Regions from separate parts of the Homo sapiens genome. Here region 2 is linked to region 1. The links are chromatin contacts, found by Hi-C or POLR2A ChIA-PET in ENCODE. All regions are on one chromosome and are shown on one strand. Each heading gives the region's core, a stretch centred on a gene start or an enhancer-like site at or near the end of the contact. The rest is flanking DNA. Distances are from core to core; before and after follow the strand shown. Region 1 overlaps HMCN1 (hemicentin 1). Region 2 overlaps HMCN1 (hemicentin 1).

The links. A loop is a pair of places that touch in the nucleus more often than their neighbours do. ChIA-PET counts read pairs that join two places held with the same protein, here RNA polymerase II (POLR2A). Pooled maps may share reads with other maps.
Region 2: a loop to region 1 is called in a map of psoas muscle, with 4 times the contacts of the local background. The contact joins two enhancer-like sites. A Hi-C loop is called at or near these places in 4 of 168 maps with a recorded cell type or tissue (PC-3, aorta, ascending aorta and 1 more) and 1 of 50 pooled maps. POLR2A ChIA-PET finds 5 or more read pairs at or near these places in 2 of 52 experiments (A673 and activated T-cell).

What each region holds. Positions count from the first base shown.
Region 1 is chr1:185,800,596-185,806,885 of GRCh38, forward strand. The region is part of intron 1 of HMCN1 (hemicentin 1); the gene reads left to right. Among named protein-coding and RNA genes, the nearest start is that of HMCN1, 69 kb to the left of the region's middle. Within about 2 kb of position 3,761, at least 2 of the 41 ENCODE cell types and tissues checked have a DNase peak (open chromatin) inside an H3K27ac peak, as active enhancers do; they include PC-3, where a contact is called at or near this core.
Region 2 is chr1:185,862,085-185,868,374 of GRCh38, forward strand. HMCN1 (hemicentin 1) reads left to right here. Exons shown (of 107, transcript NM_031935.3): 3 at 2,386-2,544; 4 at 3,657-3,779. Among named protein-coding and RNA genes, the nearest start is that of HMCN1, 130 kb to the left of the region's middle. Within about 2 kb of position 2,932, at least 3 of the 41 ENCODE cell types and tissues checked have a DNase peak (open chromatin) inside an H3K27ac peak, as active enhancers do; they include PC-3, where a contact is called at or near this core.

The DNA of each region.
Region 1 (6,290 bases), core at 2,511-5,010:
GTAGGAAATATTATAAATAATTATAAATGGAACAACTTCAATTTCATGTTTAACTTCGTTTGCAAGTGAATTAGATCTTTCACTAAAAATGTGTCTAAAGTATTTGAATTAACCATACCCAATTTATGAATTGTCTTAGTATTTATGAACTGTTATGCTAAAGAGAAAATAAGTGTACTTACTATAGAAAAAAATATTTGGCCATCTATGAAACATGAATGTCTGATAGCATTTCTTCTGTCTTATATTTGTGGAAAATAAAAGTATTTAAAAATATATTTATGTGTCAGCTAAGAAAGTAAACCACTGTTTTTAATAATTTTATTAAAGAAGTGTTTGTACTCTTCTTGGGTCACTACTCTACTCTGATCTTTGCAGCTTTTAAAAACCTGTACAAAGCAAAAGATGAGATGTTTTGGATACATCTAAAAACAAAACAAAACTTTGACAATGAACAAGCACAGTGCCACAACACCTGATATAACGACTGTACACAAGAGGTGCTTCATTTGTTTTCAGTTAAATTGAGTAGAAAAACAAATTACTTCCTGAAAGAAAAAAAGTATATAATGCTACTATGAAAGACTTGCATAGTTAGGGTTTGGTCAATAATTCAGATTTATTCATGTTAGTGATGAGTGCCAAAACAGAAAGAAGTCGGTGGGCTAAGATATTGTCACTTGTGTGCTAAGAAAAATAAGTGCTCTGGAAAAAAATCGCAGCTCAAATGATTAGATCCATCCTTCTTCCACTTATTTCATGAGATATCCAACAACTGCAGGTTGTTCTAACGGTTCAGTACTCTAGGTTTGTAGTTTGGTCATTTGCTCCTTTATTCAACAAACACTGAGCTTCTGCAACATGCTAGATACTCACTTGGCCCTGAGATGGTGGAAAAGCAAAACCAGATGAAGTCCCTTCTCACTTTGGCTAACAGTCTTGTGGAGAGACAAAAATTGATTAAATAGTCACATTAAACAGTTGAAAATGTAAATGCGACTTAGAGAGTATGAACTAGTTCAATGATTCAGGCAAGAATTTCCTAAGGGGAGTGAAGACTGAACTAAATGGCAAGGAGGAATAACAGTTCATAAGAGGAAAGGTAGAGGGAAGAACAATCTAGGGAACGGACAGAGAGGAAAGGTCCTATGGAATAAAAGTGTGCAAGGCAAGTAAGAGAAACTAAAAGGTGTGGAGGGAGTTAAGGATGGCTGGAGGCGTAGGTAGAAACTAGACCATGCAAGGCATTGTTGTCCATGCTTAGGAGTTTCAGTTGCATCCTATGAGCGATAGAAAGTCATTGGAAGGATTTAATTGGTAGATTATATAATCATGTTTATGTCCCAGAAAACATACTTCAGTTCCCTGTAGGGAATGGATTAGAGAGGAATTCATAGTGAATGATGGAAGAAATGTTAGGGCTCTTTACATACCCTAGGTTCTCTGAGAGATAAAAAGGACTAAGGTTGTGGTTGAGGAGATGAGAAAAAGTAGAGAAGTTCAAGAGCTATTTAATGGATAAAATGGATAAGATTTAGTGATGGCTTGGGTAGGGGAGGAGTGAGGCTAGGCATGGGGTGAATCATGTCAACACCTAAGTTTTTGGATTGTGCAATTGGATGAACATAGGTACTTTTCATAGACATGGGAACCAGTAGAAAATAATCAGATTGAAGGGTAGAGGTGAAATGATAAATTTTTGTTTTGACACATCAAACTACAGATGATTTAGGGACATTTCGGTACAAATGTAGACTAGACATCTTGATATAAGAGATTCTGCGAAAGTTGCCTTAGACTAGAATCACCATGCGTAGTTTTTAACTGAGGCCCATTGGCATGGATGAAATCACCTAGGTAAAGTGTAGTACAATGGCCTAAGAATAGGCCTTTAGGAGCTGTAGAATCCTTATTTGCCAGGTAAGGAAGAAAGAGCACGCAACTGAAAGACCCAGAATCAAGGATGAAAGAGGAAAGAGAAAACCAGGACAATGTTATATCAAGGCCACCAAGGAAAGGGTGTGTTTTAAGAATGAGAGTGGTACCAAATGCTGTTGAGAGACCATGTGAGATGGAGACTGAAAAGTGCTTATTTGACTTAGTGTCATAAAGGTAATTGACTTGACTCAGGATTGTTTTGGTGATGTGTCGGGAGAGAAGCCAGACTTAACTAAAATTGAAGCTTTGGTGGAGATGAAGAAATAGTGATCACAGATAAATATTTCGGCAAGTTGTCTGTAAGTGGGGGGAGAAAGATGGAATGATAGTGAAAGAGAATAAGGGGAACAGGGAGGTGTTTTGTTGTTTTGTTTTTGTGTTTTATAAATTGTAGAAACTTGAAAGCTTTAAAAGCTATGGAAAAGAGGGAGTATTTGGATATATGCAGTAGAGAGATAGAACTTTCCAGAAAAATAAAGCTCCTACTGCATATTTTTTCTCTTTGGCTCCTAGAATCCGAATGCTTATTTGCACAAATCTATGCATAGAGGATTGTCAGAATTCTCTGTGAATTTCTTGAGTCTCCCTCAAAATAACCTTCACAGAAGAAAAAGTATCTTTTTTAGTAAATGCCTCTACTAAAATTAGCAGAACCAAAAAAAAAAAAAAAGCAAAAAAAAAAAAAAAAAACAAAACAAGGAGGAAATTGACTTTGGGGAGTAAATATAGTAAGATAAAAAAGGGAAAGATAAGGTCCTGTAAACTTACTTTAACCTTAATAAACACCTTAAATATATAGCTTTGACATCTTTATGACTACAGTTTCATTACAAACTTTCATCATAGTAACTTAAGTCTATAGAAGCAAAGATGAATATTTATCTGTGGAATTCAAGCAACATCTGGTCATTTGAGCAGAAAGATCCATTATTTTTTCTTCAATAGCATTTTTTCTCCCAGTCAGTTTTACTTTCCAAAACGATTTGTGGTGAGGGAAAAAAGGGAGTTGAAAAGTAAGTCTCTAACAAAAGATATTCTTTCAACATTTAAAAAATGGACAGAAAAGGATGAGGCAGAAAGGGCACTTTTGAATAGTTAGTACCTGTTTAGGAATAGGGAAGTGAGATTAGGTAGAATTCTACTTGTTCTCAAATTTCCTTATACTTCAGATACTACTTTTCATGCTAAAAATTTCTTTTTGATTTCTGTTAAAACCTTCTTATCCTCTCCTAACAACTTGTGTAAATTTAGGTAAGCCAACCCTTCAGTTTTGTCATCTATAAAACAAAGGCATTGGAAGAGATTATATCCAAGTTGCCTTCCTGATCCAATATTCCAGGATTCAGCAAACTTTAGTCATTGCTTTTTGGCTATCATTCAATTGCTGTCTTCAGAATACATCTTCTTGGATCCTCTAGTTATCTGTCAACAAAAATAAATTATTTGTCTTTATTTTTGAAATATTCCTCTTAGAGCCCCAGATGTGTGAATTGGTACAGAAAAGAGACATTTTTTTAAATTCATCTCTTTTCATACCTTCTAAATCAACCATTACAAAGAGTTTACTAGTCAGATTTTTTTAAAATTTTCATTTAAAAATTGAAATGGCTAAAGAGGGCATTTTATATGCTCTATGTTTTCAAAGTATAATTTTAGTTTTCCTAGTAACACTAACAAATTGCAAAGTTAATAACACTAACAATTACCCATAGAGTATTACAAAAATGGTATTAACAAATCCTTAATTTGTATGTCTGCTTACTGAAACATTGACTGCTTTGCACATTATAACTGCAGTCATCATGATTCTAGTGTTTGTTGAGTTGTGGTCTGTTTGACAGTCATCTGGAATGTTTATTACCTAAACTCAAATAACTAGATCTTTTTCTTCTAAATACCTTGAGAGTGCTTCACTGACTAAAGGAAAAGGAAGCCTGATTTACTTTAATACTACAGCTTCATTTCCTGCAAGATCTCAGGATTGATCATGGAATCCCACAACTCAAAGTCTTTATGAATTTTTTTAGTAGTGTGGATTTTTAAAAACAGGTTTAGGACTTTCAACTCAAAGCTTTTAGGTTTCTTTTTAAAACGAGTTCTTTTAGCACTAACTAGACCTTCTACCTCTCCTTCCAACCATTACTTCATTTTGTGTCTGTTTTTCACACCTTTAGGACATTTCTTAAATGTGTCCTTACTTTGACCTGATTCCGCAGAAATTCTTATTTATGTCTTAATTGTTTCCTGTCATGGCTGTAGTAGTTCCTTCTTTATAGTCTTCCTAAATCCCTGCTCTTTAAACTTCAGAGGGGGCTTAGAATGTTATGACGAGACTACAGATTCCTGCTGTTAGAAAGTAATGTGCTTTGTATTGAGGTAATGTTTATTGACCTAGTTTTAAAAAAAACTATACTATTTCTCTATTGACTTGTTGTAATAGTTTGGTTAGAAAAATGGATGAGATTAGCATTTGGAAGGAATTGTACACCTGACAGATTCTAGTGGAAAATGTATCTTGAACCATTTTAATTAAGTTTTTAGTGGGGAAAAATTATTCTGATGGCATATTTTCCTTACATTGATGGCAGTCTTTTATTTAAATTTCACTTGCCTAACCTTACACTGGGAGCATGAGAAAAGCTTGTGAGATACAATAGCATTTTTAAAAAATTCTAAAGACATTAAAATACTTTTCACAGTTATAAGTACAGTAGAATTTGCAACATTTTAAATTTTATTTCCCAAAATATTTTTTATTGGTACTCCAACCCCCAGATATGCTTATGAAATGGACAAGTGACAGTTTTGTACCCCCATCCTCTAATTATCAAGTGCAGAGGCCAAAAAGTTCAAATATCTTCCCTCTGAAAATAGTAAAAATTTTGTCATTACATAATAACATTTAGGTAGAGATGACAATTTGGTGTGTGTGTGAAATGAAAGTGACTGACTATTTCATTGGTACTTCTGAGCTTTATGGGAATTATAGTTGAGTTTTTGTCATATCTCATTATTGATAAAGGACAAAAAAGGAATACATGTATTCTATATCCCTCAAAAATATTTAGGCAAAGTTACTTTAGAGAAACATTTTAACCATGTGATCTTTTTGCAAATTTATTCTGGAAAGCAGGATTTTGCTGTAGTGTATGTGCTATTTCTCTCCTTCCCTCTCTCTGTCACTGCCTCTCTCTACTGCGTATGTCTAACCCTGACCCATGCTGCACAAAAGGTACTTCTGAAGGTATTGTGAGCAGCACAGCATGTCAGCCTTGTGTCCTGCTCCTATATTGGTAGAGTCAATACTTGAGCTGATTCTGGTGCAGACAAAATATGTGCTCTAATCATTACCATTTGGTGCCACATTCATGGTTAGGGCATGGTTCATTTTCCATTTATTTTTTTTACATAGAGCTAAAAAAGATCCTATCATTTTTATTCCTAGGGAAAATATTCCCCATTGTGGAAGAGTCATTCTAGCTTAAGAAATTAAGAGCTGATTGTAGAGTGAATCCAAGCATGTACAAACTTGATATAATAATAATAATAATATAATAATAGGTAACTTTTATTAAGAGCTTGTTACATATTATAGTTCTAAGTTCTTTCATTTATTAACTCATTTAAATAACTCTACGAAGTAGTTCTATTTTACCCCCATTTCATAGATGAGGAAACTGTCATTAAGAGATTAAATGCCTGAACAACTAATAAGAGACAGAAATGGGATTCAAGCACACTCAGACTCTGGAGCCCACATTCTTAAGCAGTAGTCTCTACTCCTTCCAATATGTAGGGAGTGCTTTTCTCAGATTTACTTTGTATGTTTATGAGCCCTAACAGGAAAGTTTTATCCAGCAACAAATGCTGGACTTGGTGGCACACATCTATAGTCTTAAGCTACTCAGGAGGCTGAGGTAGGAGGATTGCTTGAGCCCAGGAGGTCAAGGCTTCAGTGAGTTGTGATCATGCCACTTCGCTGTAGCCTGGGCAACAGAGTAAGACCCTGTCTCAAAAAAAAAAAAAAAAAAAAGACATAAGACATCACTTAAAACTCAGCAAATTATCTTTGATTTTTTTCTTTGTTATCTTTGATTTGATCCATTTTCGAACCAAGCATCTCTCACGTACGATGGCATTGCATCTTGCTTCTTTTACCTTTACAAACTGGTTTGCATTTTAGAAAGAGCCTTTTTGAGTTTGAAAATTAAATGTAACCCACTACAAAGTTTTGTATTGATGTATTATTATGAAAGAATTTATAAAATGCCCACTGTGTTTTTATTATATTTAATTTATTTAGTGTGGCTTAATGTAGGCATTATGTGGAGAAGGTTAAATTAGTCTTGTTA
Region 2 (6,290 bases), core at 1,682-4,181, 61 kb after region 1:
CCCTATTTCAATATTAAACATTTATAATATTAAAAATTCTATAAAAAAAGAATCTCAGCTTAAAGGGAGCAATTTGTGGAGAAGGAGCAACAGGAGATAGAAAGATAGAAAGATTATTTGATCCAACACAAGTAGTGAAATATTTTAAGTAGGAACGTGATGTATATACCTCTTTACTGCAGGCAAAATAAAGTTAAGTGGAAGGAAAAGCAGAAAATCAGATAGGAGTTTGTACATGTAATAAAATTAGTGATAAGAAAAGTGACTAGTGGGAAGTGAAGAGAAAGGGAAGGGACAGATTTATGGAAGTCGAATGAATGACCACTGATTAGATGAAAGAAGAAGGAGGAGTCAAAAATGACTCAGGTTTTGAAACCAAATATCTATGCAGATAGCACGGTTAACAAAAATAGGGATGACACAGCAGAAAATATGAGTTCTGTTTTAAATGCACTAAATTGGAGAGGCATATAGAACACCCAGGAATAGAGGTCTAACAAGAAATTGAAAATGTAAAATTAGAACTTGAGAGATAAGTATGGTCAAAAGATACAAATATACTAGTTGTTGAGAGCGGTGTTATTTGTTAAACTAAATGCCTCAAAAATGCATATAAGTGATAGGAGGTAGGAGATAAGTTCTGCAAAAAGAGAAAGGACTGCTAACTCGATAACATTTTGGGGAATCTATGGCTGGTATATTTTCCAAAGTGAAGATCAGGTTACTACATCTTCTAGCCCCATGCAATTAAGAAAGTGACCTAATATTTAATGAGTCTCTCAGTTTTAGAGTCAATTTTTAACAGCTGATGCTCTGTTTCAACCTATTTAACAAATAATGCTCAAAGGCTGTAAGTTTTGATCGGGATCCAGTACAAGAAAAGATTCTCCACTTCATCCAGGCTAGCTACATTGTAAACTATTCTAATACTTGGTTCTTATGACCCTGATTAGATCTATGGTGTTCACGGTATCTGTATCAGAATATGAGACTGTTGGAGCCTGCTGAAAGACCCAATAGGAAAATCAAATAGGATTTCCAGAGTTTAATGATAAAGCCTTACTCCTTTCATGAATAACTATTTTCTTTCTGAGAAAGAGCTCTTACTTGTTGCACTCTGCTGCCATAAAGCCCACATGATCCCAAGCTGCCCTGCTTTTTATGTGATTGCTTATTCTAGGCCCTGACCTCCTTCAGGACAAGGTATTTTAGCTTATTTGTTGTTGGATGCCCAAATCTCAGCAGGGTGTTCAGCAATTATGTATTAATTGCTCAAATTATATTGATCAAAAGTCCATTCCCTTGGCCCTATAGTTATTGCTATCAGTTTGTCTGTTTGTCTATCTACCATTTATAATGGAGAAGTAAAATTTGAAAGAGCACTAATATTTCAACAGCAGTGAAATGGTTGACTAAAGTATGGAATATAGACATAATAGAATGTTATGCCATTATTCAAACCTGTGGTTTTAAACAATGCTGATGACATGGAAACAAACAGGATATAATTCTGAATCTAAAATATAATGTATAAAAGTGTAAATACAGCAAACTCACAATTTCATGTACCAATCCACATAATTATGAAGGAAATAAATGTGACAAGAATTGCTCTGAGGATGGGAACAGTTTTTGTTTAGGAAAACATATTGAGCCTATTCAAGTAGAAAATAAAACACAGAGATTATAGGTTAATAGGAAAAATGAAACAGAGTCAGAGTGAAAAGAATGACAAACAGAATGCATTTTATGTCAGATAGTCAGGGAAAGTTTCTCTGGCAGGTATGAAGTGAGCAGAAGTTTGAAGGAGTATGGAGACATGCCATGCTGGAATGATTTAGTAAAGAGTGTGATGGAGTAGAGAGATCACCTTGATTAGTTCCCAGGTGAGTAGTTAGCCCTAGCCATGGGTCCATAGCCATGAGTGCAAGCAAGTGCTTCACGATTAAGGCAGGCATCTGGCTGCTTCTGCAGATGGGTTAACAGGTATTGTGGTGGGAGCTTATGAACATTCTCTTCTGATTGCTTCTGTCTTCTCAATACAATAAGCAAGGTCATCAAATAAGAATGAGAAAAAGTAAGAGAAGAGGGGGTGTATGAGATCATCGTGTAAGAGAAGGCAGAGTGAATAGACATTTAATTTTATAAATATATAGCTATTATTTTGTGTGTTTTGGGTGAATTTCTAACTTATCCTTAAGTACACATTTTTCTAGTTCATATCACTTTACATATCTTCCATCCCTTCTTGAACAAAGTGTCAAACTGACAGAAAATAAAAAGGAAAACTTGCTCGTTCTAAAACTCCCAAAGCACCTTGTTATAACCAAAATATTCAATTGTTTTTGATGATGACGTAATTGAATTTTTCTCTCCACTCAACAGGGTGGTGGTGATTGCCCAGAAATGAGTATTGGAGCTATAAAAATTGCCTTGGAAATTTCTCTTCCTGGTTCTTTCATCTATGTTTTCACTGATGCTCGGTCCAAAGATTACCGGCTCACCCATGAGGTGCTGCAACTTATCCAACAGAAACAGTCACAAGTGAGTAAGAATCAACCCCAAACGTCTCTGTCTAAATGCAGTATGTAAGAGATTGCCTGTCCTCTTTGACTCTTCCATGTGTGGTCAATAACAATAATTATAACTATCTATCCACATGTATGTTCTCCAATATGTATATGTCATCTGATTTAAACATATTAAACATATATGTGATATTTATACATACCATATGAATGTCTTGGTTTTCAGTATGGAGAAGACATGATTGGGGATTAATTAAGGTACTTGTTATCATCTTTTCCTTATAACTGACAAAACACAGGCCTAACCAAAAAAGGCTTATATTCCAATGTTATCTCCGATGTGGAATCACGCCTGAGTCAGAGTTACTCATTGTATCAGCTATTGCTGCATGACAAACTTTTCAAACACTCAATGGTCTAAAACAATAAGCATTTATTTCTCACATGTTCACAGAGCTCAGTTGATCTAGGCCAGGCTTGCTCACTGGTGTGTCTAGGGAATAGTGTGGGTTTTGCTTATCTAAGCTTGACTGTCAGGAGACCTGGCTTTGCCTCATAGTTGTCTTACCCTCTTTTTGAGACCAGTAAGTTGGTTTAGGCATGTCCTTCTCATGGCCATGGCAGAAACACTTGAGAGCAAATGGAAATACACAAGCCCTCTTGGGTCTCAGCCCAGAACTTGTAGAATGTCATTTTTGCCTCATGCTATTGGCCAAAGGAAGTCACATGGACAAGCTTAGATTCACAGATGACAAAATAAGCTCTACCTCTTTTATAAGAAGAACTCAGAATCTTTTGACTGAGTGATACAGGGAGGGGTGAGGAATTGAGGCCATTCTCTGATCTAGCATAGTCATGGTCTCACTTCTACTTCTACAGCTTTTAGCCTACACTTCTAAAATATAAATCACCATGTTCCTATCTGGGTTCACTATTAAACAGAGTATAAAGTCAATAATTATATAAGCATACACACACACACACACACACACACACACACACACACACACACACACACATTCACATATTCTACTTGCCCAGTAATGTAACACAATAGGTAGTCAATACACATATTTTTTTATTTCTGGAAACCCTTTACACTGTTTCTTTTTTTTTTTTTAATCATAGGTCGTATTTGTTCTGACTGGAGATTGTGATGACAGGACCCATATTGGATATAAAGTCTATGAAGAAATTGCCTCTACAAGTTCTGGTCAAGTGTTCCATCTGGACAAAAAACAAGTTAATGAGGTCAGTTTAATAAAGGGAGTCTACTTTATTACCAGCTGCCTTATCAAAATCAGTTAGGCCAGCCTAATTATGACAGATTTGATTTCAAAAACAATTTTAACCAAAAGGTATAACTCCAAGGCCACAGTTCAATAAAGGCATTGAATAATGTGAAGAAATATAGGTATATTTATTTAATGTTAATTTTTAGATTGTATTACTTATAGCAACAAACTGCTAAATTTAATTGAATTTAACTGTTTAATTTTATTGGAATCAAAAATTTTTGTAGTTGTTCAGTAAGGTCAATTTGTGTTTTTGATGAATAACTTTCATATAGCTATTAAAATGAGGCTAAACTGGTTACTGAAGTAGAATGCGAAAAAGTTAATTATTGAGCAAAATTCTGATGAGGTTTGGTTTCTAAGATTAAAAGTAAAAAACTATGACTAACTAGTAACTATGTAGTTATCAAAAAACTGATAATATTTATAAATTATATTGTAAGAAAATTTAGTATTTTCTTAAAAAGTCCTTTAGATAGGTTTGTCATAATTTTTTTTTTTTTTTTTTTTTTTTTGAGGTGAAGTCTCGCTCTGTCACCTAGGCTGGAGTGCAGTGGCACAATCTCAGCTCACTGCGAGCTCTGCCTCCTGGGTTCACGCCATTCTCCTGCCTCAGCCTCCCGAGTAGCTGGGACTACAGGCGCCCACCACCACGCCCGGCTAATTTTTTTTGTATTTTTAGTAGAGACGGGGTTTCACCATGTTAGCCGGGATGATCTCGATCTCCTGACCTCGTGATCCGCCCGCCTCGGCCTCCCAAAGTGCTGGGATTACAGGCATGAGCCACCGCGTCTGGACCATAATTTCTTCTTTGTCCATTTTGCTGTCTTTCCTTGGCCTCACTCATAATGACCTTTTTTTAAACCTGTTTATGTATTTGACTCTCATTTAAGTTTCTAGGAACATACCAATACAAAGATAAGGGTTTTTTAAAATTTATTTTTATTTTTTGTTTAGTCCTTTTTTTTTTAAGTTCTGGGGTACATGTGCAGGATATGCAGGTTTGTTACATAGGTAAACGTGTGCCATGGCATAATTCATATTTGATTCATGTGGTCACTGTATCTCTACAAGTTCTATTAATTTCATGACAGACTCCTTTGTGTCTTAAATGAAATGGTTCAGTAGTTCTCTTATAGCTAAAGAGTTCTTATTATATCAAGGTGGAACTAATAGGACATTACAAATTTCTAGAGCAAAGAATCTAGCGAAAAATTTTTTTAATCAACATATTGAAATAGATAGATTTATAAAATTAATCTTAAAAATGTATTCTTGGAAGAAACAGTTTTAGAGAGGGTTATGCCTTAGGTTTATATTGTGTGCACTCTAGTGACTCAGAAATTCCTGGGAAGGGTCTGATGACTACACAGGGAGCCCTCAACAGTTGATTTGCCTCAATGTTTGCACGAGAATTTGGGAACCTGGGAAGAAAGGGATTGGGGAACAGTGCAGGAGTCTCTCAGACACTGGGTTCCTTGTCCTATCTCATACACTGTACTTGAACCTAAAGAAGGAAAAACTGCTCATAGAAATTGTCTTCAACCTGGAATTCTGTAAGACTCTAGGGTACAGTGAGCAGCATTAAGTGGGACTTAAGTGAGGAAGAATAGCATTCTCTCTTACATCAGCTTGTATATCACTTGCTTAGAGTTTTATGAGTTTCTGGGTGGGAGGTGGTGGTGGTGTGCAGTGCACAGAGATAGAGTGTTGGGGCCAGTATGCTGAATATGCCATGGCTAGTGGACATGGTCATTCCCAGGAGAAGTATTACAGAAGAGGCAAGAAGACACATGGCTGGCACCTAAGCTTTTGAAAGAATAGTTGCTCAATGGGACCTGTTTGTGAGCAGTCAGACACCACTTAGAGATTCCCAAAACAGGCTGAGCGCAGTGGCTCACGCCTGTAATCACAGCACTTTGGGAGGCCGCAGCAGGTGGATCACAAGGTCAGGAGTTCGAGACCAGCCTGGCCAACATGGTGAAAACCCGTCTCTACTAAAAATACAAAAATTAGTTGGGCATGGTGGCACGTACCCATAGTCCCAGCTACTCGGGAGGCTGAGGCAGGAGAATCACTTGAACCCGGGAGGTGGAGGTTGCAGTGAGCTGAGACCACACCACCGCACTCCAGCCTGGGCAACTGAGTGAGACTCCATCTAAAAAAAAAAAATTCCAAAACAAATTGGGTTAAATTTAAGGAGAACCATAGGACTTTATTAGTAGTGGGTTTCAGAGCCAGAAAAACAACAACAACAACAACAACAAAAGTGTGTCCTGGGAATGTGACTCCATTTATATCCACATACCCAAGGAAAATTGAGTTACATAAAACTGAAATAATATAGTGCCTTAAATGGAGAAACTAAGCCCTATAGAGAAACTATAAGCCCTAGAGCGTTTATTAAATGGCATGTGATATTGTTTCGCTGTGTCTCCCCCCACTGCCCCCCAATCAGTTCTCATTT